2 separate regions of the Homo sapiens genome follow, and region 1 is linked to region 2. The links are chromatin loops, found by intact Hi-C in ENCODE. Cell type or tissue: HepG2. All regions are shown on one strand. Links, peaks and the distances in the headings refer to the core of each region. The heading gives the core; the rest is flanking DNA.

Region 1 (10,324 bases), core at 1,488-9,487, 270 kb after region 2:
TTTTTGTTGTTCTGCCTGGAATTAGAGGTGAGGTGAGGCTGATTCCTGCAGATTCTATACCTCAGGGTGGGTCAGCCAGCCTCTGATAGGGTTTCACCTATGGTGGCACTGGTGGTGGTTAGAAAGGTGCAGGAAGGGTCCTTCTGTCATCCTTCTTCCTCTTGAGCAGATGATATCTTAGTAGCCCTGTCTCCCTGTGTGGTTCCAGCTCTTCTATGCCATGATGGTTCCAACCTGCACTGGAACCCCTGTCTCTTGGGTTTCACTAACATTGCTTCTTCCCTCTCTCACATCAGCCTAGGATGGTAGCACCTTCCTGCTGCAGCTAATCTCAGATTGTTTCATATTCCCATGTGTCTTCCCAGTACTTCCATCACCTCTGTAATCAGCACACTCTGCCTCACCCCCAAGCACCATTACTAAAACCCTCAAGTGGGTTTTACCAACCCTTTTGATTATCAGTACATCAAGAAATATATTCTGCAGTTACACGTGTGCATGTGTGAAGTGACATATTTCTAAGTTTATTATTTGCTTTAATGTTTACAGTAGTTGAAAAATTAGAATAAGGCACTGTTAATAATGGTATACCCATAAAATGGAATGTTGTATAGGCATTAAAAAGAATAAGGCAAAATTTTATGCTTTAAAATAATTTTAGTTAACAGGTAATAATGGTACATATTTATGGGATACAAAGTGATATCTCAATAACTGTATACGATGTGTAATGATCAAATCAGGGTAATTGGCATATCCATCACCTCAAACACTTATCATTTCTTTGTGCTTTGAACATTCAAAATCCTGTCTTCTAGCTTTTGAAAATATACAACAAATTATAGTTAACCATATTCACCTTACAGTGCTGCAGAACAGCAGAACTCATTCCTCCTATCTAGCTGTAATTTTGTACCCATTAACTAATCTCTCCACATTCTTCCCTACCCCCTACCCTTCCAAGCCTCTGTTACTCACATTCAATGAGCTCAATTTTTTTCAGCTCTCACATATGAATGAGAACATGTGGTATTTATCTTTCTGTGTCTGACTTACTTTGCTTAATGTAATATCTTTCAGTCTTATTCACATTACCACGAGTGACAGGATTTCATTCTGTTTTTATGACTGAATCGTATTCCATTGTGTATATATATCACATTGTTTTTATCCATTCATCTATTGATGGACATGTAGGTTAATTACATATCTAAGCTACTGTGAATAGTGCTGCAGTAAACATGGGAGTGCAGGAATCCCTTTGACATACTGATTTCCTTTCCTTTGGATAAATACCCAGTAGTGGGATTGCTGGATCATATAGCAGTACTATTTTGAGTTTTTTGAAATACCTTCACAGTGTTTTCCATAATGGCTGTACCAATTTACAGTCCCATCAATAGTGTATAAGAGTTCTTTTTTTCTGCATCCATGTCAGCAAATGCTATTGTTTGTCTTTTTGAAAATAGCCATTCTAATTGGGGTGAGATCATATATTTTTGTGGTTGTGATTTGCATCATTTCCCTGTTGATTAGTGATGTTCAACACTTTTTTTTTTTTTTTTTTTTTTTTTTTGAGACAGAATCTTGCTGTCACCCAGGCTGGAGTGCAGTGGTGCGATCACGGCTCACGGCAGCCTTGACCTCCCAGGCTCAAGCAATCCTCCCACTTTAGCCTTCTGAGTAGCTGGAACTGCAGCTGTACACCACCACACCTGGCTAATTTTTGTAATTTTTGTAGAGATGAGGTTTTGCCATGTTGCCCAGGCAGACTCCTGGGCTGAAACAATTCACCTGCCTTGGCCTCCCATGGTATTGGGATTGCAAGCATGAGCCACCTGTTGTATTGAGTTCCTTTTATGCTCTGGATATTAGTCCTTTGTTGAATGGATAGCTTGCTAATATTTTCTCCTGTTAAATAGATTGTTTCTTGTCTCTTCACTCCGTTGTTGCTTTTGCTATACTGAAGTTTTTTAATTTGATATAGTCTAATTTAGCTATTTTTGTTATGTTGCCTGTGTTTTTGAAATCTTAGCAATAAAATCTTCACCAAGACCTAAGACATTTCTCCTGTTTTCTTCTAGTCTAGTAGTTTTATCGTTTCAGATCTTATGCTTAAGTCTTTAACGTATTTTGAGTGAATTTTTGTGTATGGTGAGAGATGGGGATGTAGTTTCATTTTTCTGCACATGGATATCCATTTTCCCAGCACCATTTATTTAAGAGGATATCCTTTCCCCAGTGTAGGTTCATGGCACCTTTGTAAAACATTAGTTGGCTGTAAATATATGGATTTGTTTCTGGTTTCTCTATATTGTTCCATTGGTCTATGTGTCTCTTTTTATACTAATACTATGCTGTTTTGGTTACTACAGCTTTTTCTATTTTTTTGAAGAATGTCATTGGTATTTTTACTGGGATTGCATTGATTCTGTAGATTGCTTTGGGTAGTATTGTCATTTTAACAATATTAATTCCTCAAATCCATGAACATGGGTGTCTTTCCATTTGTCTGTGTCCTCTTCAGTTTATTTCATCAATGTTTTGTAGTTTTAATTATTGAGGCCTTTCACTTCTTTGGTTAAATTTATTCCTAGGCATTGGTATTTTATTTTTTGTAGCTACTGTAAATGGGATTGCTTTCACTGGATTGCCAATGGAAAGGAAATCATTGCCTGTAGCTGAATAATAAAGTAACTGAAAAAGAAATAAAGACAATGATTTCCTTTTCAGCTACTTTATGATTGATGTATAGAAATGCTACTGATTTTTGTATGTTGATTTTGTGTACTGCAACTTTACTTCATTCATTGCTCCTTTTTCAGAGAATTTTGGTTTTTAGGTTTTTCTAGGTAGAAGATCATATCATCTGCAAAGGAACAATCTGACTTTCTGTTTTCCAATTTGGATGCCCTTTATTTTTTTCTCTTGCCTGATTGCTCTGGCTAGGACTCCCAGTCCTACATTAAATAAGAGTGGTAAAAATGGGCATCCTTTTCTTGTTCCAGTTCTTAGAGGAAAGGCTTTCAGCTTTTCCCCATTCAGTAAGATGTTAGCTGTGGGTTTGTTGAATATAGCCTTTATTGTGTTGAAGTGTATTCCTTCTAAATTTTTTAGCGTTCTTATCATAAGGAGGTATTCAATTTTATTAGATGCTTTTTCTGTGTCTGTTGAAGTGATTGTATGGTTTTGTCCTTCATTCTGTTGATGTGATGTATCCTATTGATCAATTTGCATATGTAGAACCATTCTTTCACCCCTAGAATGAATCCCATTTGAATATGGTGTATCATCTTTATGACGTGTTGTTGAATTTGGCTTGCTAGTATTTTCTCAAGGATTTTTGCATGTATTTTCATCTGCGTTATTGGCCTATAGTTTTGTTGCTGTTTGTGGTGTGTCCTTGTCTGGTTTTGGTATCAGGGTAAAGAATTTTATGATTTGGAGTGAAAAGAATCTCCAAGATATATTGTTAAAGGACAAAAATGAGGTGTAGACCATGTATATATATCTCAAAATTATACATTTGAAATGGAAGAATAATGGAGTGACATAATTTTTAAATTTTTTTAAATTAAAAAATTATTTTATTTTTGAGACAGGGTTTTGCTCTGTCACCCAGGCTGGAGTGCAGTGCTGCGACCGTGGCTCACCGCAGCTTAATCTCCTAGGCTCACTCAAGTGATCCTCCTGCCTCAGCCTCTCAAGTAGCTGGGACCACCGGTGCGCAGCACCATGCCTGGCTATTATTCTTATTTTTTGTAGAGATGAGGGTCTCACTATGTTGCCCAGGCTAGTGTCAAATACCTGAGCTCAAGTGATCCTCCCACCTCAGCTTCCCAAGGTGCTAGGATTACAAGAATGAGCCACCATGCTCAGCCCATGTAGTCAATAAGGATGATAAGGAGACTTTTTGATATTGCCTACTTTTTCTACCTTCTATGCATTTGTTAACATTCCAAAATTTTGTAATCTTTAAATAAAAATGATTATTATTAAACACGAAAATGTATATAAGGTGCCTAGCATAGTTAAAACAACAACAACAACAAGAGCCTGAGCTGCCAAAGTGGGCTCACTGGATTTGAAAGTTTCCTCTACTCTTTATTAGCTACATGACCCTGATTAATATCCTTAACCTTTCTAAGAGACAGCTTACTCACTTATAAAATGGGGATAATAATAGTACCTGCCTCATAGCGTGGGGGTATAGTGAGATGACCCATGAATAATACTTAACATAGAGCACAGCCTATAATGAGTCTTTTTAATCACCTTGGACTATCTTGTTTTCACTCTAATCTTAAAATTAAAGGAGATTTCTTTATCCAAACCTAGGATGAGTGTGTGAGGCAGCATGGTGGAGCCATCTAGGGGAAAAGCAAAGAAAAAGATTTCTCCCTGTCTATCCCTACTCTGTACCTAACTCATAGATCAAGGAATTTGGTCCCTAAAGGGAAGGAGCCCCCACCCCCACCCATGTAGCTATTACTTGGGAGCTGTTTTCTAGCAGAGCCCTTTCATGTCACCACCACCCTCATGAAGGTGTTAAGATGTTTATAACAGTGATCTGTGGCACTAAATCAAAGTGCACCAAAGTAATAAACATGAGGATGAAAGCAGGTGGGGCTTGAGGGATGGAAGATGGTGATTATATTTGAATTCTGAATTGAGCAGTTAGAAAAAAATAGACTCTAGCAGCACCTTTTAACACACATATTTACAGTGGCCAGACATGCATGTCTTCCAGCAAGGAAGAGGAAGAAGAAGGAGAAGGAGAGACAAATTAAGATTTTTTATCAAAGAAACTCCATATTTTTTATTGTAGTGGGAACAACAGATTGCTCCCCAGGTGAAAGATCTGCATTGATAAGCATTAAAAAGCACCAGAATGTTATTTCTTCAGCCTCTGTAGGAATCTTTCCCACCACGCTGATGGGAACTAAGGAAGTGTGCGCCCTCTTTCTGGACAGTAGAAGAACTTCATGGACAACTCCAAATTCAAGGATGACTAGTCAGGATAAAAAGAGGCTATAAAAAAGATGGAGTAAATAAAAGATTAGATGTATCATCCCTAAGATATGGAGCAAGCCCATGTACTTAAAAAATACTCTAAAGTCTAGAAAATAAACATAAAGATGAAAAGCATAATCTTCACACCTTTAATGACATTCAGGAAATCATACATTCTAAAAAATAAAACTCAAATATAAAGTAAGACAAGTTCAAGTAAAAAGGAAATGGATTAAAGGAAGACAGGAAATGTAAAAGACCAGAATATGGTAAGAGCTTAGAGAAATCTATAAAGGATAATTAAAATCAGTCTTAGTCAATAAATGGAGATAAGAGATAATAAAAGGTGTTAATGGATAGATGGATGGATGGGTGTTAAGGATGGATGAAATACATGGGGGTTCATTATGCAATTATATCCACTTTTAAAATATTCAAAATACTCCATGCGTAAAATAATCCTTCTTAGAAATAATAAGACATTGCAGAAAAGCAAGTCTCTAATTTGGAAAACTCCAAGAATGCAGAGGTAAAGTTCTAGGACTTAAAAAGATGAGTAGAGAAATGAAAGATATAGAGAAGAAAAAGAAAGCAAATAACCCAATAATTTATTTATCTATAATGTAAAAAATCAGATTAAATAATGAAAAAAACACTCCTGTAATCCCAGCAGTTTGGGAGGCCAAGGCAGGCGGATCACCTGAGGTCAGGAGTTCGAGACCACCCTGACTGACATGGTGAAATCCCATCTCTACTAAAAATACGAAAATTAGCCGGGTGTGATGGTGGGCGCCTGTAATCCCAGCTGCTGGGGAGGCTGAGGCAGGAGAATCTCTTGAACCTGGGAGACAGATGTTGCAGTGAGCCGACATCATGCCATTGCACTCCAGGCTGGGTGACAAGAGGGAAACTCCATCTCAAAAAAATAAAATAATAACAATAATAATGAAAAAATAATAAAGTTATTTTGCTTTTTAAAGCCAGAGGAGAAATTAAATCTAAGAGGAGAAATTATTTCTAAGGAGCTTATAATAAATGGGATCAAATTAAAGAAAAATATGTAAGAAATATATATTTTTGGTGGCATTTTTATTTCAAGGAGAGAGAAACAAATTTTTACAAGAATCAAAGAGGGAAAAAAATAGCAAGTAAAAAAGAAAATTCCTCACATGAGTTCTCTACAGCTTTTAAAAATTGGAAACCAATGGTGCATTATCTACAGTGGCTTATGGAGAAAAGACTGTAATGGAAGACTCAGGTAGCCAGTTGTATCAATCAGGTTTCCTAGTGGCAGACAAGAGAATCTTCTCTAGGTAGTTTTAGCAGACAAGTCTTTGTTAAAAGATCCTTGGTCATCTACAGAATTTTTGGGAGGACCATTATACACTCAAGAACCAAGCAGTCTGAGAAAACAACTAACCACACCCACCCACTCTTTGGCAGCTATACAGTAGCAAGAGAAACCCAGTGTCTCTGATCCATCTGTTCCAGATCTGAGTGCTCCTGTGACACACATACATAGTTCAGCGGTATTGTGGGTTCAGTCCTAGGTCACTGCAATAAAGTGTATATCCCAGCAAAATGAGTCATACAGATTTTTTTAGTTTTACATTTATCACTGTAAAACCAATAACAATTTTACAACTAGTTTTGTACATAGCTGTTATATGTAGGGCCATCTGTCTTTAAGTAGGGATACATTACTGTAAAAAAGAAAAAGAATCCTAGATAGTTTTTCCTTCAAGTCAAGTATTTGTAGTTTGAATACATCTCCTGTTTTTTTTCTTAAAAAAAAAAAAAAGTTGGAGTCAATCCTCTGAAATCCTGCCATGGCTTTAACAACTAAATTATGTAATATTCTTAATTTTTTATTGTCATTTAATAATGTTCACTGCATCTTCTGCAGTAGATTCCATCTCAAGAAACCAGTTTCTTTGGTTATTCATAAGAAGCAACTCCTCAACCATTAAAGTTTTATCAAGAGATTGCAGCAATTCAGTCACACCTTCAGGCTTCACTTTTAATTCTAGTTCTCTTGCTATTTCCACTGTATCTGCAGTGGCTTCTTCCAATAAAGTCTTAAACCCCCCAAAGTCATCCATGAGGGTTGGAATCAACTTCTTCCAATCTCCTGATCATGTTGATATTTTTGCCTCCTCCTATGAATTATGAATGTTTTTAATGGCATCTAGCATTGTGAATCTTTTCCAGAAGGTTTTCAATTTACTTTACCTAGATCCATTAGAGGAATCACTATCTATAGCAGATAAAGCCTTACAAAACATATTTCTTAACAAGACTGGAAGATCAAAATTACTCTTTGAATCATGAGCTTCCAAATAGATATTGTGTTAGCAGCTATGAAAACAAGATTAATCTCCTTGTACATCTCCATCAGAGGTCTTGGGTGACCAGTTGTATTGTCAATGAGCAGTAATGCTTTAAAAAGGATCTTTTTTTCTGAGCAGGAGGTCTCAATAGTTGGCTTAGAAGATTCAGTAAACCATGGTAAACAGATGTGTCATTATCCAGGCTTTGTGATCCATTTCTAGAGCACAGGCAGAGTAGATTTAGCATAATTCTTAAGAGTCCTAGGATTTTTGGAATGATAAATGAGCATTGGCTTCAACTTAAACTCACGAGCTGCATTAGTCCCTAACAAGAGCCTCAGCCTGTTCTTTGAATCTTTGAAGCCAGGAATTGACTTCTCCTTATGAAAGTCCTAGATGGCATTGTTTTCCAATAGACAGCTGCTTTGTCTACAATGAAAATCTTTTGTTTAGTGAGCCACCTTCATCAATCAGCTTACCTAGATCTGGATAACTTGCTGCAACTTCTCTGTCAGCACTTGCTGCTTTACATTGCATTTTTATGTTATGGAGATAGCTCCTTTCCTCAAACCTCATGAAACAACCTCTGCTAGCTTCAATCTTTCTTCTGCAGCTTCCTTATCTTTTTCAGCCTTAATGGAATTGAAGAGAGTTAGGACTTTGCTCTGGATTAGGCTTTGGCTTAAGGAAACATTGAGGCTGGTTTCATTTTCCATCCAGACCACTCAAACTTTCTCCATACCAGCAAGAAGATTGTTTTATTTTCTTATCATTTGTTCACTGGAATAGCATTTTTAATTTCCTTCAAAAACTTTTTCTTTGCATTCACAACTTCACTGTTTGGCACAAGGAGAATAACTTTTGGCCCGTCTCAGCTTTTAACGTGCCTTCCTTAGTAAGCTTAATAATTTTTAGCTTTTGATTTAAAGTAAGAGATGTGTGACTCTTCCTTTAACTTGAAGACTTAAAGGCCATTTTAGGGTTATTAATCTACCTAATTTCCATATTGTTGTGTCTCAAGGATTAGAGAGGCCTGAGGAGAGGGAGAGAGATGGGGGAACCGTTGGTTGGTAGAGCAGTCAGAACACACACAACGTTTATTGATTAATTTCCCCATCTTATATGGGCACAGTTTGTGTCACACCCCAAAAAATTACAATAGCAACATCACAGATCACCATAACAGATATAATAATAATGAAAAAGTATGAAACAGTGAGAATTACCAAAATGTGATACAGAAACACAAAGCGAGCACATGGCATTGAAAACACTGGCATGGACAGAGATGGCTGGGAGCAGTGGCTCACGCCTATAATCCCAGCACTTTGGGAGGCCGAGGTGGGTGGATCACTTGAGGTCAGGAGTTTGATACCAGCCTGGCCAACATGGTGAAATGTCTCTACTAAAAATACAAAAATTAGCCAGGCCTGGTGGCACATGCCTATAATCCTAGCTACTGGGGTGGCTGAGGCAGGAGAATTGCTTGAACCTGGGAGGCGGAAGTTGCAGTGAGCCAAGATTGCACCACTGCACTCCAGCCTGGTCAGAGAAGCAAGACTCCATCTCAAAAACATAACAAAAAAAAAAGAAAACTCTGGCGTGGACAGACTTGCTCAATACAGGGTTGCCACAAACTTTCAATTTGTAAAAAACACAGTATTTGTGGAGTGCAATAAAGTGAACCGTAATAACACAGGACATGCCCATGCTTTGCCCCTCCCTGCTTTATTGAGGTACAGTTGACAAATAAAAAATTACATGTATTTAAGGTATGCGACATGGTGTTTTGATAGAAGTACATATTACCTCTTGTAATGATTCCACAATCAAACTAATGTATGTATCCATCATTTTATGTAGTTACCAAGTATGTGTGTGTGGTGAGAATACTTGTAAGTTACTCTCTTAGCAAATTATGTTTATCATACATTATTATTAACTATAATTACCATTTGCCATACATTACTGCTAACTGTATTTACCATGCTGTACTCACCACATTTAACATGTTTAGATTCCACATATAGATGATTATATTAGTCCGTTCTCATGCTGCTAATAAAGTCATACCACAGACTGGGTAATTTATAAAGGAAAGAGGTTTAATAGACTCACAGTTCCACATGACTGTAGAGGCCTCGCAATCATGGCAGAAGGTGAAGGAGGAGCAAAGGCATGTCTTACATGGAGGCAAGCAAGAGAGCATGTGCAGGGGAACTGCCCTTTATAAAACCATCAGATTTCTTGAGACTTATTCACTATCACAAGAACAGCACAGGAAAAACCCGCCCCATGATTCAATTACCTTCCAACCAGGTCCCTCCCATGACATGTGAGGATTAGGGGAGCTACAATTCAAGAAGAGATTTGTATGGGGACATAGCCAAACCATATCAGTGATATTATCTAATATTTGTCTGCTGTATTTGGGATATACTTGCCAGAAATTCGTCTGTCTCCCATGTGTCCATGGACTTATGGTTTCATTTTCACTTCTTCATATTGAAGGGTATTTCTGATTGACAGGAAGATCACATGCAAAACCCTGGCTGCAAGGAAGTCTGGGAAATGTAGTATTCAGCTTTCTAGCCACATAGCAGTGCTATTTAAAGTGTGTTTCATGGACCAGCGGCAGGTCTCATTTTGCTAGTTGTCAAAGAAATGGTACGTACAGAAATTAAGAGTAGTTCTTTAGAAATCCTTTATCTATTTAACAGAGTAGTAGAGTCTGTTGAATATGATAATTTTTAAGTGAGGTTTATTTTTTGTGTTTTAAATTTTGTTGTTTTTTTTCTTGTTGTATATTACAAAAGTATTGATCTGTGGCAGATTGAAAAGAAACTGGTATGTACCACGGATAATTTGAGAAAAATTGTTATATAAAATACCTGTCAGTTAGCTAGAAGGAGGTTGAAATGAATGCCAAAAGAGCCAATGTATATTAGATAAGAGAAAGACATTCTCTTCTATGCAAAGAT
Region 2 (10,324 bases), core at 1,153-9,152:
CTGTATTTTGTTACAGCAGCAGGAAAGGACCAAGATATTCATCTCCAATGGACTGTTCTTGGCCTATTGGAATCCCTTTGCCTGCATAGGCAGAGAAGTGGTAATGCCGGGGAGTAATATGCCACTCTGGAATAGGAATTATTTTAAGTGGAGGCAATTGAGAAAAAGTGGATTCAGAATGAACTCTCTACTCTCCTCCTATCTGCCCAAAAACAGAACATAAAGTCCTGTTGTGAAGGTGTCCCTGCCCCCACCCAAACTGCCATTCCAGGAAGGGGATAACGGCCTTATTATCAGAGAAGAGATGGTACTGAGAGAGTCTACACAAACACACCTTACTCACTAACCCTATCTTTTATATGTTTCCCCATGTGTTTACCTTCCCACAATTTGCCACCCCAATCATCAAAAGCTCTTTTCTTGTCACTTCTCTACAAAATTATCCATCTTTGTTAAGATGCCATATAAGCCCCAAGGTCTAGTCACCCCTTTGAGTTACTCACCACGGAGTTCTCCCGTGTATATGCAAGCTGCACGTGCTAATAAACTTCAGCCTGTCTGTTTGTTTTTATTGTTGTTCTTCACCTATCTTTCATAACTCTAATTTGCAGGGCCTCAGCTGAAGAACCCAGAAGACAGTGGAAAAAGTTTTTCCCTCCCTATATGGGAGTGTGAGAGCCCAACTCTGCCTCAAGAGAGAAGAAAGTCTAAGGAGTTACTTGTGCTCCAGAGCTCCCTGGGAATCAGACAGAGGTGGGAATTTACTTGAGACTGTCCATTACTCACTTTTGTCCCTTTCCTGCCTATTTCCTTCATGCAATTACTAGTTTTTCTTGGGAACACTTCCTCCATAAATTCTTTGTGCAGGAACTACCACTGTGATGTCTCTTCTAGGGAGCCGTCCTGAAAAACTCTGTTCTCCTCTTTGCAGGCAAAACAATGTCATTCTGCCACCCCCATGCCCCTGAGGCACAGGGTGTCTGGCCCCCCATGGAAAATGCTGCAGGGATATGTACTGATTAGACACTGAAACAGAGCAGACAGCAGACCCCCAAATCTAATGCTCTCAATGAGGCCCGTCCTCTGGGGCCGCCCTGCCCTCAGCTCCTACACGCGGCTCCAGTTCTCACTGGGCCCTGTCTGTTGTTCCTCCTGGCACACTTAGCGCATTTCCTCTTAATGTCGTCTCCGTCTGGAGAACATATTTCTCAGTGTATTTGGCCGTTCTCACACTGCTATAAAGAAACACCTGAGACTGGGTAATTTATAAAGAAAAGAGGCTTAATTGGTTCAAGGTTCTGCAGGCTGTACAGGAAGCATAAGTCTGGCATCTGCTCAGCTTCTGGGGAGACCTCAGGAAACTTACAATCACAGCAGAAGGCAAAGGAGAAACAGCCATGTCACATGGCCAGAGCAGGAGCAAGAGAGAGAGTGGGGAGGGGCCGCACATTTGTAAACAACCAGATCTTGCAAGAACTCACTCATTATCATGAGGACAGTACCAAGACGGTTGGTGCTAAACCGTTCGTGAGAACTCCACCCCCCCGATCCAATCACCTCCCACCAGGCCCAGGCTCCAACATGAGTGATTACAATGCAACATGAGATTTGAGCAGGTTACAAAGATCCAAACCATATCACCCAGCTACCCCCAGAGGCGCTCCCTCAACCCATTCTCATCTTTGCTGAAATGTTACTTTACCTTCTTGGACCACCCCATTACCCTGTCACTTTTTCCCCTTTTCTCTAGTTTCCTCATGACATTTATCACCACGTGATGTTTATTAGTTTTTACTGTATCTCCCCCCCCATTAGACTATACAATCTATTAAAAATAGACTTTATTTTACCTATTATTCAATCCCTATTACCTAGAACAGACATGATGAAAAATTGTCTACAAAAGTCCAAAGAGCTAATATTTTAGGTTTTGTGGGCCATCAAGTCTCTGTGGCAACTACTTAACTACTCTGCCACAGCACAGAAGTGGCAATAGAAAATGTAGAAATGAATGAGTGTGGTTGTATTCCAATAAAACTTTATTGACAAAAACAGATGGGATGTCCATTTTCCAGTGACACGTAGGAAGCTTGGAGGTTGCCATGCCATCCTAACAATAATTTAAAAACTAAACAAACAGAAAATTTCAAGAATCTTCTTAGTTCTGTCAGAGAAGTAAGGCCACAGGGCAAACTGCTCCTCCAAATTTGGAGAGGCAGACAGGAGGATACAGAAGATCACAGCTTACCAGAGCAGAAACCCACAGGCAGAACTGTCCATGGGAACCAGTACTGGGTAGGAAATCTGAACTGGGATTGAGGAGTTGCTGGGAGCTCAGTGTGCACAGGTCTGGGAGTTAAAATCTCCAGGAGGGCCCAATCTGAGGGGGCACCCACCCTTTTGTGAGTTTTATCTCCAGGAGCTTAACCAGGTTCTCACAGTGACTATCAGAGAAAAATCTGTTCATGCTTCTGTCAGGAGGAGGGAAAAAGAAACCACTTAAAAATATGCCATAGCATTTAGTTCTTAACAAGGCCTTCCCTCAATAGAAATCACTTTATCAGAGCTTAAACTGTTGGTTTTTAATTTTTTTGCAGAGCCTAATGGACCTGGAGGAAAATAAAAACCCAACTCCATTTCCCCCTAGCCACCCTGTCCTAGCTCAGGGAAAAACTGAGAAGCTGAATGAAGCTCACAGTCCAGGGCACAGGCTCAAGACAGACTGGGTCCTAATCACAGGTCTACACACTGAGTCCTAATCACAGGGCTATGGAACCCTTCCCTTCCCCACACCTCACCAAAGGCCTATTTGCCACCGTTTCTGACCCAGTGCATCACATCTGGCTATCAACAAACAATCACAAGGCATAAAAAAAGGTAAAGACCACAGTCTGAAAAGACAGAGCAAATGTCAGAACCAGACTCAGCTATGGCACGGATGTTGGAACTATGAGACTGGGGATTTAAAATAACTATGATTCATGTGCTAAGGGCTCTAATGGATAAAGTGGACAGTAAGCAAGAACAGATGGGCAATGTAAATAGAGAGATCAAAGTTCTAAGAAAGAATAAAAGAGAAATGCGAGAGATCAAAAACACTAACAAATGAAGGATGCTTCTCACGGGCTCATTAGTAGGCTGGGCACAGCTGAGAAAGACTCTCTGAGGCTGAGGATATCTCAATAGAAACATCCAGAACTGAAAAGCAAAGGGAAAAAATGCTGAATGAAAAAGGCATAGAATATCCAAGGACTGTGGGATAATTAGAAAAGGTATATGTTTAATAGGAATACCAAAAGGAGAAGACAGAGAGAAAGGAACAGATGGAAAGTTGGAAACAATAATGACTGAAAATCAGACACCAAACCACAGATCCAGGAAGCTCAGAGAACACCAACCACGATGAATGTCAAAATTAAGCCTAGCCACATTGTTTTCAAACTACAGAAAAATCAGATAAGGAAAAAAATCCCAAAAGATGCCAAAGGTGAAAAACACCTTACTTCCTTAGAGGAACAAAGGTAAGAATTTCATCTGACTTCATGGAAACCATGCAAGCAAGAAGACAGTGGAGTGAAATATTGAATGTGTTGAGAAAAAAACTCCACCAGTCTAGCATTCTATACTCTGTGACATTATCCTCCAAAAGTAAAGGAGACTTAAAGGCTTTCTCAGACAAACAAAAATTCAGGGAATTTGATGCTAGCAGATCTGCCTTGTTAAATGTTCAAAGAAGTTATTCAAGGCAATAAAAATTGTTATAGGTCAGAAGGTCATATCTACATAACAAAAGAAAGAACATCAGAGAAGAAATAAGTGAAGGTAAAATGAAATTTTTAACTTGTTACTCTTAATCTAACAGATCAATTTGTTCAAAATTATTGTAGCCACAATGTATTAACATATATACAAATGTGCTACCGAGCCATGAAAAGATATGAAGGAAACAAATGCATATTACTAAGTAAAAGAAGCCAATCTGAGAAAAGCTATGTAATATATAATTCCAACCACAGGACTCACTGGAACAGGTAAAACTAAGGTGGCAATAAAAGGATTAGTGGTTGTCCGGGGTTAGGGTGTGGGAGGGATGAACAGGTAGAGCACAGAGGATTTTTTAGGGCAGCGATTCTTTATGATATGACAATGGTAGATACAGCTCAGACACTTGTCAAAACCCATAGAATGTGCAAATGAAAAGTGAACCCTGATGTGAACTATGGACTTTGAGTGATAATGACGTGTCCATGGAGGTTCTTTGACTGCAACAAACATGCCACTTTGGTAGAGAATGTCGATCAAGGGGGAGGCTGTGCATGTGTAGGGGCAGGGGGCATATGGAAATCTCTGTACTTTCCACTTAATTTTGCAGTGAACCTAAAACTGCTCTAAAAAGCAAAGTCTATTAAAGAAAATTCACAATAACCTAAAACAGATGTAGGCTAGATTTGGCCAGAGGGCTACAGTTTGTCGAATCTTGACTTAGAATAAGTCCTTCGTTGAAGAAGTAAAAACTATAACAAAAACCACCAACCAAAGTGTGTTCCAGTTACTGCTGCTGCATAATAAATCACCCCCAAACAACTCTTTGATTTTGCATAATCGTGTGGGTCAGGAATTTTGGAAGGGCATCTGCTGGGCAGTTGTCGATCACTGTAGTCAGATATTGGCTGGGGCTGCAGCCACCTGAGGGCACAAGGGCCAGACATCCATGATGCTCACTCCCGTGGCCTGGCAGCGGATGGTGACTCTTGTCTGGGGGCACAGCTAGGCAGTCTGCTGGAGCACCACATGAGGCCTCTCCAGCATGGAGTTTTCTCAATGCTGCATGCTGCCCCCACAGCAAGCAACCCAAGAAAACCGGTGAAAGCTACATGGCCTTTCCTTTTCTAGTGCTGAGAAGCCTCAGAGTAACTTCTTCCCCATTCTTCTGGTTACAAGAGAATCAGGAGCCAGTCCCACGTCAAGGGGAGGGAAGGTAGACACCACCTCTGATGGGAAGCATGTCAAAGACACTGTGGCTAATTTTTAAAATAAAGCAATGTTGAAACTACACTCCATTGTACTTCTACCTGGAAGCAGGGGATGGGTAGAAATGAAATTAATATTTATCACTATGAACCATGCATGATGTCAAATACAGTACACATGTTAGCCCACAACAACTTCCTGAATTAAAAAGGGCAGTTCCTATATTACAGATGAGGAACTGAAAGCACAGAGAGTTTCAGGTGCTCCTCAAATTACGCCAGTAGCGAGTAGCAGATTCTAATGTCAACGCCAGATGTGCCCAATGTTCATCCTTCCAGACTATTTTATGCTGCTGGAAACACGGCAAAGACAAGTAGCATGTTGGGAAGGGAATCAGCGTTCTCTTCGGCTAAAGCCTTTGTGTTCTCTATGGTAGGGTTTCTCAAACTTTAACACATATATACATCCCCCGGGCATCTTGCGAAAATAGATTCTCATCCTTCAGGGCTGGGCTGGGGACTGAGATTCCACATCTAACAAGCTCCCAGGGGATGCTGCTGCTGCTAGCCTGTGGCTTGCACTGTGGGATGTGGGGCTCTATGGCACAGCAGGGTGATAATACACTGGGGTGCAGTGCCCAGACAAGGCCCAGAGAGCCAAGCAAAGCATGCGTCCTTCCTTAGGGGCCTGATAACCTTCCCTATTCTGGGGGCAGTGAGAGTCTAAGGATAGAAGTCCAGGGGTGGGTAGTGGGTGGAATGTGGTTGAATTCCTTGGCAGTCTGTCCCACAATGCCAGTAGGCATAGGAAGAAGTTAGAAATTGCCATTTTCTTCTGGGAAAATCTTTTTGTTTATTCTTTCACTTTGGTTTTTCTGGAGTTGTACAAAAATACGGATAATTGCAAAAAGCTGGACTATTGCAATTGTGTGTGATTCAGACAGAATAAGCCTGAGAGGCATAACTGAGTCCAGAAAAATGCCAAGTCATAAATCAAAAGTGAGATCAAACTAATTATTCCAAGTGAGTCGATGGCACAACACTTGTTTATCTCAATACATAATCGGCTTCACTAATTAAAATGCAAATTCGATTGCATTTATAACTGGTAACCCTGCCAAGTTAAAGCTTCAATACATCTGATGTGTGAGCTGTACGAACTTTTCAGGGACACTAGGTGGCGCCCGTGTACTTTTCTTGAGAAAGCCAGGCTGCTTTAACCATTTAAAATTTCAATCAGTGGAAAGAAACGAGTTAGCCCAGTGGTTCTCAAAGACATTGAGTCAAAACTCTGGGGATTGGGCCCCAGATCTGTACGGTAAGTAATTCTTCCCAGACGATTTTATTTTTATACCAGTTGGTTAATGTAATGACATTGGAAACAGCTAGCACAGTTAAGCGCTTAATTGCTTAATTGTAATATGATAAAACTGAGGCTGAGAGACTTACTCAATTTGCAGGGATGAGACCCAAGAATCCCAATCCTTTTTTTTTTTTTTTTTTTTTTTTGAAATGGAGTCTCGCTCTGTCACCCAGGCTGGAGTGCAGTGGTGCGATCTCGGCTCACTGCAAGCTCCACCTCTTAGGTTCGCGCCATTCTTCCGCCTCAGCCTCCCGAGTAGCTGGGACTACAGGCGCCCACCACCACGGCCGGCTGATTTTTTGTATTTTTAGTAGAGACGGGGTTTCACCGTGTTAGCCAGGATGGTCTCGATCTCCTGACCTCGTGATCCACCCGCCTCGGCCTCCCAAAGTGCTAGGATTACAGGCGTGAGCCACGACGCCCGGCAAGAATCCCAATTCTTATCTGAACAGCTCTTCTACCAAAGCACGAAAAATAAAAAAAGTGGAAGTTTACATGAGGTTTGTTGTCAAAGCATCAAAGATACCTTTAAGCCTCTAAATTGTGTCCTGAAATTGAAGATACATCTCAGAAGAAAAGGTCGAACCTATCAAAAGAAACGCTACAACGAATTAACATTCAGTGGAGGTAATATTAGTATAAGGAAAAATAAACATTATGTAAGCATGTGACAAATAGGCTTGTAATGTGGCTCTCACACAACTAGATGACAGCATACTCCAAGGAACATACAGCGCTGGGCGACACTATCAAGGGAGAAGGAACAGCTCTAGGAAGTGCCAGAACATACAGTAAATACTACATAACTCCAAAGAGTCAGGTACCCCCCCAAGTTTTAACCCCTCTAAATTATAATCAAATTGATAAAACATAGCTCCACTCCATGTGGCTACAGAGTTTTCTGTTAAGATCCCCTGCCCAGTGTTATTGCTGAGACATATGTTGATACACAGGACAGACTATTACGGCCTGGAACTTTTTTTTTTTTTTTTTTTTTGAGACAGAGTCTCGCTCTGTCACCCAGGCTGGAGTGTAATGGCACAATCTTGGCTCACTGCAACCTCTGCTTCCCGAGTTCAAGTAATTTTCCTGCCACAGCCTCCCGAGTAGCTGAGATTGCAGGCATGTGCCACCAGGCCCAGCTAATTTTTTTTTTTTTGTATTTTTAGTAGAGATGGGGTTTCACCATGTTGTCCAGGCTGGTCTTGAACTCCTGACCTCGTGATCCACCCACCTTGGCCTCCCAAAGTGCTGGGATTACAGGCGTGAGCCACTGCGCCCGGCTGGAACTTATTTTTAATTCAATCATCAAATCTTTATTGAGCAGGGTGACAGGTACAGTTCTATAAGTACAAGCAACTTAAGGAAAAGCTGAGATGAATCGATATTTTCATAACATATCATATGTTTCAGGACTGGAGGTTTTAAGAGGAAGAAAGGAAGGTAGAAAGTGGCTTCTCTCAGATTCTTTTCTCTCTCTTTCTTTCGTTTTTTTTTTTTTTTTTTTTTTTTTTTTTTTTTTAATCTCACTGTTGCCCAGGCTGGAGTGCAGTGATGGGATCATGGCTCACGGAAGCCTTGACCTCTTTGGCTCAAGTGATCTTCCCACCTCAGCCTCCTGAGTAGCTGGGACTACAGGTGTGTACCACCACAACTAGATAATTTTTGTATTTTTAGTAGAAACAGGGTTTCGCCTTGTTGCCCAGCCTGGTCTGGAACTCCTGGGTTCAAATGATCTGCCTGCCTCAGCCTCCCAAAGTGCTGGGATTACAAGTGTGAGCCACTGTGCCTGGCCAGATCCTATTGTTTACTGTTGTTTTACTTTAGGTAGACCAGAGAAAATAGAAACAAAGAAAGTTTGGAAGAAAAAAGCCATGACTGCTTTTGATCTCAGGAAACTTAGCTATTATCTAGGACATGGCAAGATAAAACTGAAAAACAATTCTATTCCTTCCACGCTTCTCTTTGAAGGAGACACACTTGGCAACCCTGGCCACACTTCTCTTACCCCTTTTCACTGCCCAATACTCTCATTTCTCAGACACCAAATCCCTAACAAACTTCTCAACTCCCAGTTCTTCCTGGCTTTTTCTCCTGCCCTGTCTGCTGTGTTCAGGTCCCTTTTAAGGGTGCCGTTGGATAAATATTTGAACATTCCTAAAGATGAGGAGCTCGCCTTTCCAAGGCAGCCCCTTGCATTGCTGGATAACACATTTCCAAGTCTTGCCCTATTGAGGTAAAGTACTGGAGTCTCTCCGTGCTGCCTTCACTTACCTCTTCCTATTTTTCCTTCCAGGGGATTCCTAGAGGTTATTAATTCCCCTGCTGTGGGACAGTCATTCAATGTTTGAAGAAAGTAATTGTTTACTTCCCTCCCTTGATTCTTTGACAGAAGATCACCAGGGCTCTCAACCAATCATCAGTGCTCTCAACCAATCATCAGTGCTCTCAGACAATCATCAGTGCTCTCAGCCAATCATTAGTGCTCTCAGCCAATCATCAGTACTCTCAGCCAATCATCAGATCACCTGAATTCTAGATTTTCCATCATCTCAGCCACCTTTTTTCACATGCAACTTGTTAAACGTTGTCCAAGGATGAGATGGAATGAAATGGACACCTTTAGTGTACAGATAACATGGACGGAAGTTCTGTTGTAACAAGGTGGGTACAGAAAGTGAGGGCAGAAATATGAATCAGCAACACTGCCCTCCACCACAGCCTTTATTTGCCCATTCACAACACTCTGTAATTAGAGCTAGATCACATGGACAATTATTTCCCCTTTGGAGTAAACATTCCTAGAAGGAAGGACTCATCCCTGATTTATTCAATGTTGTGTCCTCAGCACTGGGCTTGGTATTTGGCTGGCATTTGTTGAAACAAAGATCCTAAAAGGGAACAATGAAAATTTGAATTCAGGTCTCTTCAGAAGGATTGCGGAAAGCAGGAGGAGGATTCTGGGACCATCATGACCTAAACAATTCTCCCTCTCCTCCATGTTCAACTCCAGGGTGTCCACTTCTTTTGACCACATGGCGTCTGGGGCTGATGGGCAGTTGGACCAGCAAGGCTTGGGTGCTGAGGACATCTCAACAGAGAGAGCTTGTGGGCTTGCTTCCACCTGGATGGGGAAGAGGTTGCGCTCTAGCTGCTCATGGGTGGACAGCAGGCTCAGGTCCTGGGAAGAACATGGCTCACAGTGATATGGGGACCCAAGACCGTGAACTATGGCACCATGGATTTCCCAGCTCTGGAGATGTGGTGTTTAAAAGCTATACAGAGTCTCTGCCCTGGAGGTTGGGAGAGTCTGAGAGATGGTGGAGGAAGAGAGGGCTTCCTCCGTGCATCTCAATGGGGAATTGACAGTCTGCCTGCATGACGCCATCAGTCCCCAGGTGTAGTTTCCATTTTGTCTTCCTCTAATCATGGGACTACTACCACACAGAGAAAGAAAATAGCCAGAAAAAATATATATATATTAATATATTGTAACCAAAGGTATCCAGCAGCCAGAGAAAGAGAGAGAGAAAGAGAGAGAGAGAGAGAGAGAGAGAGAACAATGGCTCAGAACAGATTAAACTCTTACCCAACAAAACAGAGCTACCGGAAGAGACAGATGACAACTTGAATGTAAAAAGCAACAAGAGCATCTCTGTTGATTCAAGCACGACACAAAAGAGAGTGTCTGGAAATAGGCAATTCAAAGCATTGATTGAAGGAGAAGATGGTCACTGCTGAGACATGAGGTTTAGACTGACAAGTAGAAGAGATGTCTCAAAACCTATGCAAAAATATAAAGAGAGGAAAGTCATAGGGGAAAAAGAGACTTAACATGCAAAATAAGGGAGTGTCAGAAGAATAAAAAGGAACAGATGGCGGGCAGAATTTAACAAATAATAGATGATAATTTCCTTGAGCTAAGGACCTGAATAGACAGCTTAAAAAAATGTCATTAAGTTCAGGGCAGGACTGATTAAAAAAAAAAAAA

What was found. A loop is a pair of places that touch in the nucleus more often than their neighbours do. Peaks named below come from ENCODE experiments on the same cell type or tissue, not always from the same donor. Only the 100,000 strongest peaks of a DNase experiment are listed, where the experiment ranks them.
Region 1: a loop joins it to region 2, with 16 times the contacts of the local background. A loop is called at or near these places in 12 of 110 quality-filtered maps.

Annotation. Positions count from the first base shown.
Region 1 is chr20:9,879,902-9,890,225 of GRCh38, forward strand. No RefSeq gene overlaps it. Among named protein-coding and RNA genes, the nearest start is that of PAK5, 46 kb to the left of the region's middle. In HepG2, for the core only: CTCF peaks have their summits at 4,356 (motif pointing left) and 4,962; no DNase peak of the experiment used is centred there.
Region 2 is chr20:9,611,095-9,621,418 of GRCh38, forward strand. All of the region lies in intron 3 of PAK5 (p21 (RAC1) activated kinase 5), which reads right to left. It overlaps LOC101929348 (a long non-coding RNA gene), which reads left to right and starts at 8,913. Exons shown (of 3, transcript XR_244242.4): 1 at 8,913-8,997. RefSeq lists an enhancer at 5,338-5,527. In HepG2, for the core only: CTCF peaks have their summits at 6,147 (motif pointing right) and 7,046; DNase peaks (open chromatin) are centred at 6,157 and 7,057.